Linked DNA regions of Homo sapiens: region 1 is linked to region 2. The links are chromatin contacts, found by Hi-C or POLR2A ChIA-PET in ENCODE. All regions are on one chromosome and are shown on one strand. The core of a region is the stretch at or near the end of the contact, and the rest is flanking DNA. Distances in the headings are between cores, read along the strand shown. Region 1 overlaps SLC35D4 (solute carrier family 35 member D4). Region 2 holds the start of RMC1 (regulator of MON1-CCZ1).

Region 1 (5,623 bases), core at 97-2,596, 140 kb after region 2:
ATACCAGCCTTTTTGTGACTTATGTTTTCACGTCTCTTGGATGAACATTTCAGAATAGGATTACTGGGTCTTAGAGTAGATGTATGTTTCACTTTCTAAGAAAGGATGTTTTCCAAAGTGTTTGTACCATTTTCCACTCCCACCCAGCAGTATGTGAGAGTTCCAGTTGCTCCACATCCTTACCAGCATTTAACATTGTCAGTCCTATTTTAACTCTTCTAGAGGGTGTGTGAGGGCTTCTGGATAGTGCTTTTGACTGAGCTTCCCTCCTCACTCACTCCTGAGTGATTGGAAGGAGGAGCTCTCTTGCAGGTGCACCTTTGGAGTGCGCTGGCAGCGGTGGTGGGACTCAGGCAGACAGTTCTTCATGCCCTCAGCATGGGCCCCACCACAGAGTTTGCTCCGAGAATCTCAGAACCTTCCTTGAGAAGAGGATCACCTTTCCCCCTTGCACTCTTTTAAGTATAGTAGAGGAAATTTCCCCTGTTAAAGAGTTTATACTTCCTATTTGTATGGGGCCCCTTAGCTGTGGTGTTCAAGAGAGCTCTAGAGAATTTCACGGAACAAGAGGAGCAGGGAGACTCAGGAATCTGACCCAGAAACAACCTTGTTACCTGGTGTGTCTGTGGCTCATGTGTGAGACAGAGCAAGCAGCACTAATTACTGCTTGGAACCGACCTCCTGTTTTCCTGCCAGTTTTGAGGGCGAGAACATGAGAGGAAATTTTCTTCACGTTCAAATATCAGTTAGTCTCGAATGTGGTAATATTGTGTCACACTTTTCACCATGGCAATTTCATGCTTTGTAATCTTTAGAAAGATGGGATTCACTCGCTCACTCAGAGTCAGCAGAATTGTAACTGCAGAACACAACAGTGAGGGCCTAACTCGGACTCCATTGCATAAGCCGCGTGTTGCTGTAGCAAAACATGTTTACAACTCTTTTTTTTTTTTTTTTTGAGATGGAGTCTCACTCTGTCGCCCAGGCTGGAGTGCAGTGGGACAATCTCGGCTTACTGCAACCTCTGCCTCCCAGATTCAAGCAATTCTCTGCCTCAGCCTCCTGAGTAGCTGGGATTACAGGCACCCGCCACCACGCCCAGCTAATTTTTGTATTTTTAGTAGAGATGGGGTTTCACCATCTTAGCCAGGCTGGTCTTGAACTCCTGACCTCGTGATTCACCCACCTCAGCCTCCCAAAGTGCTGGGATTACAGGCGTCAGCCACCGCGCCCAGCCTTGTTTACAAACTCTTTAGCCACTTGATTTGTGCTTAAGCCGTGTAGTTCAGCACTAGATGGTGCAGGAGTGTTGTTTTGCAGCAGACTCCTGGATCGAGTTTGCATGTGGCTGGGGCCAGCCAGCCACACGCTGCAACCTCTTCCGGGGGTATTTATAGCACAGTCACTAACATTTGCTGTTCCTGGGTTGCCGTGCACCCTCTCTGCTTAGGAGTACTACTTTAGCAAAAGAGAAGCCAGGTGGAAGGCATCGAAGGGGAATATTTGAGGTCAGCTTGAAATTGAGGACCACAGAGCCAGCTGGAAACTAGAACATTAGCTCTAGGGAAGGCAAGAGATGATCAGGTCTTTCCAATACTCTTGGTTTGGTAGTGCTTGCTGTGTGCTGGGTATATTGGTTATGGTGCTGACACACAGTGGGTGCAGGGGTGAGGAAAATAGCATCCCCACTCTCAAGGACTCGCTAATTCTAGGAGGAGGAGGGACAGGTGTGAAGTCAGCTAAGTGGTGTGTGAGAAACCAATGTGTGATGGTTTTAGAAATGGCTCAAAGGTAAGGGCTAGCTATTCTTATTTTCTCTCTCTCATTATGGGGTCAGTTTTCAGGATTTGGGTGGGGGTTATGATTTCCCGAGGACTGTGTTTTTTTTTCTTTCTTTCTTTTCCTCCCTCCTAGTCTTCCTCTGACCACACTTCTGCTCTTTAGACCCCCTCCAAAGCCTGGGCTGGGCTGTAAAAGCTGCCACGCGCCATGAGTCCCGTTCACCCTGCTGGAGCATTTCTGATGAAAGACTGGGTGCTGAGAGGGGTGAAGCCTGAGAGGACTCAAGGTCCTAAGTTTCATTCGTCTCCCTCTCCGCCGTTCCTCATTATCACATTGGCTGCGCTGCAGTTCCTCTCACACTGAGAAGGAAACTGGGAAAGGGCCAAGAGCACACAGCTGCCAAAGAGACGGAACGAATTCTCCATGGACGTGGACAGACTCTCCCTCCACTTTGCCTGAATGGAGGGCTCTGGCCACTCTCTAGGTCTGGGGTCCCCAGGGCACCCTTGCCTATCACTTCTATGGGGAAAGGGACTTCAGAATATATCCACGCTCTTCGCACACTAAATGACAACTGATGTTGTCATTTACAAATTCCCTCTACCAACACGGTTTGACAGTAGAGCTATTCAGAGGAATCGTGGCTGAAAGAGAACAAGAAATCTTGTTGGGCTTCATGAAAACCAGATCCCAAGAAATCCCTTCCTTGTAGTTAAACACACACTCACTCGCAGAAACAACACAAAGAAAATAACAGTCATAATTTTAAAAAGCCCTCCAAAGAAATTGAACTCAGAACTTTCCTTACCAATAGATAGTTGAATCATTTGAGATCGTTTGGGTCTCCAAGAAAGCATAGGAGCCCATCATGTCTTTTGATCTGAAACCCTTGATTAATAGCGTAGTGGTGAAGGAAATGCTGCCTGTGTGTTCCACTGTACACTTAATATACTAGCAATACTTAGGAAAATCAGCCCTCTCCCCCAGGCCCCCAGAACTGAGAGACAGGCCAAGGCCCAGGGGTCTGGAAGACCAGGCTCTCCAAGGGGTTCAGAAATTCCAGATTTGGAAGACAAGCTATCTGCTGTGGAAATGCTTAATTCCTTTTCTCCGGACATTTTTGGAAGGCTTTCTGCTTTTTTAATCTCCTGACTTCTTGTTTGTGACCAAGTTCAAATTCCAGAGAGGGAAGCAGCCAATATGTGTGATTATTTCCTCTTGCACCAAGTGGAACTAAAAGAATGAACTTACTTCACAAGAAACAAATGTACCCTTTGGACCTCAAACTAAAATGAATTTGCACAGTTGGTCTGGCCCCCGTGCTGTTCTTGCAGTCATTAAACATAAAAATGAAAAAAAAAATGTCAGGGCAGTACATTCATGACCTTTTTTTAGATATAAGGCAGAAAAGAAGAAAAGAGTCTTGAAAAAGATTCTTTTATCCTGCATGCTCCCTTGTGCAGGGTTGGCTGCCTGGTAGAGAGGAGACAGCCTAAGGTTTGGATTGACTGGAGTTAACATTCTGGCTCCATTGTTTAAGAGTTGTGCAATCTTAGCCATGTTTCTTAACTTCTCTGAGCCTTAGTTTAAATGGGCACAATAGAACCTCACAGAGTTGTTACTAAGATTGAAAGAGATAAATACATAAAGATTTTAGTATTGGGCCCTGCACAAGGCATGCTCTCACTAAATGGGCATTATTATTATCATACTGTTATTACCATGATAAGACAATGTCAGTAACAGAATCCCTGGGAATGCTGGAGTGAATTCAATGCCAGGGGACTGAAAGCACAGGACTGCTAAAGACGCCTTCCTTGCATTTCCTGGGGCAATGGGGCAGAGGGTCATGTGAGGCCTCATGGGTCACTGTTTCACCATTGCTGTTCCCCTCAGGTGATCTCTTCAGCGTCCTGGACTTCCCATTCCTGTACTTCTACAGATTCCATGGTAGCTGCTGTGCCAGGTAATCGTAAGCTCACTCATTTGTATGCTTTCTGTGCTGTCCGCTGTGTCTTCCTCTCTGTGAAGTTCAGGGTCACTGCTAGTGACCTGAGTGAGTGGCAGGAGAGAGTGGTGGTGGATGCAGGCAAGGAAGCAGTCATTATGTCACCAGCAGGCTGTCACTTAGCACCCTTAGATGCTCAGGGCCAGCTTGGGCCCTGCCAGGACCCCTGGCCCATGGAAGTCCCTCCGCCAAGACAGTGATTTTCGCGCTTGCTCTAGAGCTAGGATTCTCCCACTTTTTTCCTCCTCCACAAGCAAATCTCACATAGAACTCCAATATATAAAACTGATGAAATGGATCCAGTTCAAGGGAAGATTTGGGTTCAGAATCCCACCCGCTCAGCTTTCCCCTTGGCCTCCTTCTTGCTCCTTAAGGCAACCTCCAAAATAACCTCCACCAAACCTGAGGACTCTGGGAAATAGATTTTGGAAACTGATGGCTAGGAGATGTCTAGACAACCAGGTGATCATTAGTGCTTGGTCTTGGGAAGGACTCAGGGATATAGGCCAGTTGGAGGGCTACATCTGAACACACAGAAGTGTATCCTCACCCTCTCCCCATGTCCTGCCACGATCACCACTCTGCTTGACCTCATCATGCCAAGAAGTGGAAAGACTTATGTAGATAGGTCCAAAGCATGTGTGGTATCCCGATATGATAGAAAGACTGACCCAGGTTGAACCCCAGAATTGCTGTTGCTAATTGTATGATCTTTGGGTCTTAAGCTTTGTGCCTGGCCCAATAAATGGTGGTCATTATGATGATCTACTCAGGTTGACTATAAATACAATGTCAATAGATCGTGAAGAATTGCTATGTAAAAATCAGGCCACCTGTTCTCACAGATATCAAACAGTGCCTTGTGAAGCAGTGATTCTTTACAATGTTAAAAAGCTGCTATGTGGCTAGTGGGTATGTCCTGCTCCTCTGGTGTGTTTGGGCCAAAAAAAAAAAAAAAAGAATTACAGAGTTTGTTTCTGCATTTGAGCCTTGGAATGATTTATTTCTCACCCTCAGAAAAGTTTCAGGAAAACACTGACACAATTCACTTTCGTAGTTCCTGTCAATTGGTTAGGCCTTGCCCGTTAGCTGGGATCACATGGCATGAGTCTTCGTGCTGGGCGGGCGGCTGCGGACTTGTTTCCCTTTGAGTCTGGTTATTTGGCAGCATGGGCAAGCAGGGTGTAGAGGGGAGGTCAACCATTGTTTGGTTATTTGGAACAGAGCAGCACAGTTCACAGCCCATTGATGTTGGCTTTGTGGGGTGACAATTGGGCTCTATTTTTGCCCCTTTTAATCTGCAACTTTCTCATAATGCAACATGATAAATCAGGGTTTTGTTTTATTCTAAAGATCTGGAAATCTCTGTTTGAATTGATGTGACTCTGTTACATTTTACCCATGCTTCTGTACAGAGCTCAGCCTCTTTGAGGAATGCATTGGTTTTCCCTGTTTCATTTCAGAGGCTCCACCATATCTCAGACTGAGCATTGTCACCTTCAGGAGGTTCTGGGGGGGCTCAGGAGGGGCACGGTAGCCATAGCCCAAAGACCCCATTAACAGGGAGTCTCCTATTCCCAGATTCCTTTATTTCTGGGAGCCTCCCTCTGCTTTTCAGATCTGCCTCCCTAGCAAGGGGTAGATGGGCTGAAAGTGCAAGGAGAAAGATAAGAGATCCATGAGTAATGTAAAAATGAGTCACAGACATAGAAGTTAAGCGATGCAAAAGGGCCCCAGATGCTTCCAGAAGCCTGTCAGTCACAAACCTGCACGAGCTTATCCTGGCCCAGAGTCTGCACTGAGAGGACAGGTCAACATGGAATCATGCCACCC
Region 2 (5,663 bases), core at 1,266-3,765:
CTGGCTAATTTTTGTATTTTTAGTAGAGACAGGGTTTCACCATGCTGGCCAGGCTGGTCTCGAACTCCTGATCTCAAGTGATCCACCCGCCTCGGCCTCCCAAAGTGCTGGGATTACAGGCATGAGCCACCGCGCCCAGTCTAAAAACTCTTTTTAAGTTAAATTCAGTACCTTCCCCCCACCCACAAACTTCTTAGAGCCCCCAATCTAGATTATCACGGGCTCACTCGTTTTCCACACCCAACCGACCCCCGGGTCTTACGAGAGACCCATCTTCCTAAGTATCCCTTGATTGCCTATGCAATGCCACTCTACACCACCAGAGCGCTGCTCTTCACCACACATGGCTCGCTGATTGCTACTCTCCATAGCATCCCTAACTCTGACAGGCTCCCAACTAAGCCAGCCTCCGTGCTGTGAACAGCATGATCTTGCCAAACACTGACATGATCATCCCACACCCCACCTGATAAGTTTCAATAAGAAGATAAAGCTCTAATTTCATAGGAGAATATGTAAGGTTCAAGCTGGCCCCTGCCAGTGGCCACACCACCACCATTTCCCCTTCCCTGTGGAGACACCCTATGTAACCTTCAGTTACACAGACCCAGAGTTCCCCAAAACACCATGCTCGAACCCCATCCATACTTTAAAACCTTGCTCAGGCCGGGTGCAGCGGCTCATGCCTGTAATCCTAGCACTGTGGGAGTCTGAGGCGGGCGGATCGTTTTGAGGTCAGGAGTTCGAAACCAGCCTGGCCAACACGGTGAAACCCCATCTCTACTAAAAATACAAAAAAAATTAGCCGGGCGTGGTGGTGGGCGCCTCTAATCCCAGCTACTTGGGAAGCTGAAGCAGGAGAATCACTTGAACCTGGGAGGCGGAGGTTGCAGTCAGCCAAGATCGCACCACTGCACTCCACCCTGGGGAACAGAGGGAGGCTCCCTCTCAAAAAAGGACAGTTTCTCATTAACACAGACCAACAGTAAAATTTTTTAAGTCACTACTGAATTGAGGGCCTACATTATACTTTCACCTTCTGTAAGCACCAGTGTTACAGTGGCCAGATAGCTTATCATCCAAATCGAGACACTTCTGAAAGTGAAAGGCCCTGCTGTTGATCATTAAACCTGTTCAACAGTGCGAACTGGGACTATGCAGTCACCTTAAGTATAGTGGAAGCCATGATTTTCTTGTATTATTACATGAGAAACAATGAATCTCCTCCACCTGCCACTCTGGAAAGACCTGGGCTAAAGAAATGAACGCCCTCCTCTGTGAACAAACCAGAAATGGGCACATCATCACGCTGACTTGTTAATTTCCAGTGCTAGGAAGTGGCTGCCCCACTTTTGAAGTATTTGGCTCCCAAATCAACTGCTCCAGATATTCCACTCTGACAAGAGGTGCTAGTAAGTGCCACGAAGACCCTCCCTACAGACAGGAATTCCATGTGCGCACACAGACTTCAGGCCTCTTAGGGCAGACCAAATGACAAAATTATAAAAAACCATTTGAATTAGAAAAACATCATTCTGTTTACATGACAAAATGATCTGAAAGTGTCTATACCATTACCTAAATGAGATGGGATTCCTATCATCTGGGCCTTTAACTACCACGCCAGTAGCTCCACCAGATCGAACAGCAAAAACCTGAGAGGGAAAAGCAGCAAGGTTAACAGCCTGAACTCTGAAAGGATCTAAACTCAGAAGCCAACCCGCAAGCGATTATTTCTGTTATACACCACCCTGGGTTCAACTAAAGTAACACGGCACATATCAAGGTACAGATGTTTGGCTGCTCAGGTGAATTTTAAAAACCAAGAGCAGAGAGCGAAAAGGATGCCACCGTGACACCGGGTCGGGTTCCCGAGGCTCCAAGTTCTAACACCGGTTCGCGCATCGGCGCCGCTGATACGCCTGAAGTACAGTCTTTTCCCCCTTTACAAAATTTCAAGGAAAATGAAAATCTCGACGTCTAAACCCTTGACTACGAGTGTAACTAATGACAAACACAACAAAAGAAGCCTAGATAAGACGGGCGCGCCAACAATTGAGACACTGGCCACGGGGCCACTGCATCCGCGCAGCTGGCTCGGGGGTCCAGCCCCGAGGTCACCTGCGAGGACACCTGGCCGCGGCTGAGCCCACCCAACAAGGAAGGAGCGCGCGCCGCCTCCCGCGCTGGGACGGGACGGGACAGGACAGGAGGGGACGCTCGGGCCTGGTCGCGCGGGACCGGCCTTGGCGCGCCCACGACCCCGGCAGGGCCGCGCGGGGGAGGAAGCGCGGGCGCGCCGGACCTGCTTGTTGGCCTCATCGAAGAAGACGCAGTTGACAGGGTTCGCCTTCTCGAACTGCACCGGCCGCTCGCACAGCTCCAGATAGTAGTCCTCCTCGCCCATGGCGGGCGCCGCGCCCGCGGCGGGGGCCCCGGGGGCGGTCGCCAGAGTGGAGCAGGATGCGCGGTGGAGCCCGGCCCGGACTGTAGCGGCGGCTGCGGCTGCGGCTCTGGGCCCGGCGCGGACGCCGCTTCCTGGTGCCACGCCCCCACCCCGCCCACCACGTGACCCGCGGCCCTCTGCGCTTAAACGGGCAGCGTCTGGCTGCGGTGGGGCCCACCGGCCTTAACCACGCCCCGCCCGGCGCTGGAGGCTCCTCCCCTCTCCCCGAGGGCGGTCGGAACGCGGCGGCGTGACCCGGAAGCCCGCGTGGTTCCCCGCGGACCGAGGGCGGCGTAGCCGCCAACCCTACCCTGCTGCGAGTTCCTGTGCCCGGCTCGGTCGCCCCTGCCCCAACCTGTACCCCCGCGTGGGACCGCTCCCGGTCTAGGAAAGGCTCCTCCTTGCTTTCGGGAGGATTTCCCAAGTGCCTCCCGCGCCAGAGTTCCAGCCTCTGGGAGCTTCGTCAGGGAGAAGGGGCTGAAGGCTCACTGAGCAGGTGTAGGGGCGCCAGAGACCGTCTCCAGTCCCCTCAGCGCTTCTGCGGGCTCTTCCGCTGGAGCCAGAAACCGAATTGACAAGAGGCAGATAAACAAAAGAAAAGCATACACACTTTATTAGTTTTTCATGGGGACCTTCAAAAGAGAGTGAGGTCTGAAGAAGTGGCCACAGCAAGATGCTTTTATACTTTTTAGACAAAGAATGATGCATTTGAGAAGAAAGCACAAAAGGCATCTGGCTGGGGCGATACATTTCTAAGAGAGTCACTAGGAGAAATATTGGGGAGGGTGTAAAATTAGTGGAAGGTAAGTGTTACTTGGGAAGTTCATTTATTCAGGTCCATTGCAGCCCCAACTCCCAGTCTCTGGTGATAAGGGCTATTTTCTGACCCGGGTACAGAGAGGGTGCCACTCCCAGAGGAATCTTTACTGCTTATTCCCTGTAGGAAACGACAGGTCATCTAGCCCTTTCTGAAACTACAATTTCTCCGGTGTTTTTAGCTCAAAATAATATACCAATTTTTGGACATATTTTGGGATAGCACATCCTTCACTCCTTGCTAGTAACAGGGAAACCTAATATAGATTGTGGGTCAGCAAGCCTTTTTACTTGATAAGAAACATGAAATTTACCATGTTAGCCCCTCTTTTTTTGTTTGTTTCAGAGACAGAGTGTCTCTGTGCCCAGGCTGGAGAGCAGTGATGCGAACACGGCTCACTGCAGTCTCAACCTCCCATCTCAGCCTCACAAGTAGCTGGGACCACGGGTGCATGCCACCACACCTGGCTCATTTTTTTATTATTATGCTTTGTAGAGACAGCGTTCTCTGTTGCCCAGGCTGGTCTCAGACTCCTGGCCTCAAGTGATTCTCTCGCTGACCGTGCTCAGCCCCCATGTTAACCCTTTATTTTTATTGTTTATTTTATTTTATTTTGAGACGGAATTTCGTTCTTGTTGCCCAGGCTGGAGTGCAATGGCCCTGTCTCGGTTCACTGCAACCTCCACCTCCCGGGTTCAAGCGATTCTCCCGCATCAGCCTCCCAAGTAGCTGGGATTACAGGCACCTGCCACCATGCCCAGCTAATTTTTTTGTGTGTATTTTTAGCAGAGACCGGGTTTCACCATGTTGGCCAGGCTGGTCTCCAACTCCTAACCTCAGGTGATCTGCCCACCTTGGCCTCCCACAGTGATGAGATTACAGGCATGAGCCACCGCGCCCGGCCCCGTGTTAACCCTTTTTGAGGTGTTCAGTAGTATCAGGCATATTCACATTATTGTGAAATACGTTTCCAGAAACTTTTTATCTTGCAAATCTGATTCTGTCCCTAAATTTGACTACTCTAAGTATCTCATATAAGTGGATTTTATAGTATTTGTCCATTAGTGTCTGGCTTCTTTTGCTTAGCAAAATATCCTCAAGGTTCATCCATGTAGCATGTGTCAGGATTTCCTTCCTTCATTAAGGCCGAAAAAGATTCCATTTTATGTATATAGCACATTTTGTTTATCCATTCGTCTGTTGATGGGCATGTGGGTTGTTCCCACCTTTGGCTGTTGTGAATAAAGCTATGCAAATATCTGTTCAATATTCTGTTTTTAATTCTTTTGGGTCTATACCCAAAAGTTGGATTACTGGATCATATGGTAGTTCTATTTCTCAGAGAGCTATTTTTGAGTGGCTTTGATGTCTGAGCCCAGGAGTTTGGTTTGGAGCATGTGAATCCAAGGAGAAATGACATCTAGGCAGATGGATATATTGGTCTGAAACTCATCAGAGGAGTGACAAGACTGGAAATGTAAGACTTCTACACTCAGCCTCACCCACCCAGGCCCATGTCACACATGGAAAAACCGATAACTCCAGAACCCTGCTCTCCAGCCACACAGTGCCATCCCTGCAGCTGGCTTGTTTAGCTGCTCCCTGTGACTCTTCCTCAACATCACCAGTTTGCCCTGTCATTGTTCTGTCCTCTCTACCCAAGTCTATCTGCCCTCTCCTCTCTTCCCTTCCCTCCTCATCAGCTTTGATTTCATTTCTCTGCATTCCAGTTATTTTTTGCCATTACCTTCAACATCCTTGCTGCACTGTTCTTGTCTGGCAGAGCCTCAGTCCTGGATGAACTCAGCCACCTGCTTTCCCAGTACCTACTGCTGGAGGGGTCACACAACAGGACAGAGGGCACTGCGGGAAATTCAAATGGGCCCTCAGCCCTGCCTGGCTGTCCCAGTCATTGTCTCTCCTGTTCTCTGCAAGGATATTTTCAGGCCTTCTTCACACTCCTCAGACTGTCTCGCCCCTATTTCCATGAACATCGAGGACTTCAGATGGAAACTGGGCTTCATACCAGTTGTGCAGCGCACCACGGCTGTCCTTCTAGAAAACGGTCCATCCTGCCCAAGGCCAAACCCTGTTTTTATTTATTTATTTATTTATTTATTTGATGGAGTTTTGCTCTTGTTCCTCTTGTTGCCCAGGCTGGAGTGCAGTGGCACAATCTTGGCTCACTGCAACCTCTACCTCTCGGTTCAAGTGATTCTCCTGCCTCAGCCTCCCGAGTAGCTGGGATTACAGGCATGCGCCACCACACCCGGCTAATTTTGTATTTTCAGTAGAGACAGGGTTTCTCCATGTTGGTCAGGCTGGTCTCGAACTCCCAACCTCAGGTGATCCACCCCCCTTGGCCTCCCAAAGTGCTGAGATTACAGGCATGAGCCACCG

The links. Hi-C counts contacts between places; a loop is a spot of excess contacts on that map. ChIA-PET counts read pairs that join two places held with the same protein, here RNA polymerase II (POLR2A). Pooled maps may share reads with other maps.
Region 1: a map of CD8-positive, alpha-beta T cell shows a loop between it and region 2 (6-fold over the local background). The contact joins the enhancer-like site here to the promoter of RMC1 in region 2. A Hi-C loop is called at or near these places in 2 of 168 maps with a recorded cell type or tissue (B cell and CD8-positive, alpha-beta T cell), 2 of 37 single-sample maps with no recorded cell type and 7 of 50 pooled maps. POLR2A ChIA-PET finds 5 or more read pairs at or near these places in 4 of 52 experiments (GM12878, Panc1, activated B cell and 1 more).

The regions. Positions count from the first base shown.
Region 1 is chr18:23,354,719-23,360,341 of GRCh38, reverse strand. SLC35D4 (solute carrier family 35 member D4) reads left to right here. Exons shown (of 15, transcript NM_032933.6): 12 at 3,679-3,748. Among named protein-coding and RNA genes, the nearest start is that of SLC35D4, 80 kb to the left of the region's middle. RefSeq lists an enhancer at 1,471-1,590. Within about 2 kb of position 1,346, at least 24 of the 41 ENCODE cell types and tissues checked have a DNase peak (open chromatin) inside an H3K27ac peak, as active enhancers do; they include GM12878, where a contact is called at or near this core.
Region 2 is chr18:23,500,363-23,506,025 of GRCh38, reverse strand. RMC1 (regulator of MON1-CCZ1) reads right to left here and starts at 2,515. Exons shown (of 20, transcript NM_013326.5): 1 at 2,306-2,515; 2 at 1,579-1,655. The coding sequence starts at 2,407. RefSeq lists enhancers at 55-558, 1,804-1,903 and a silencer at 2,154-2,803.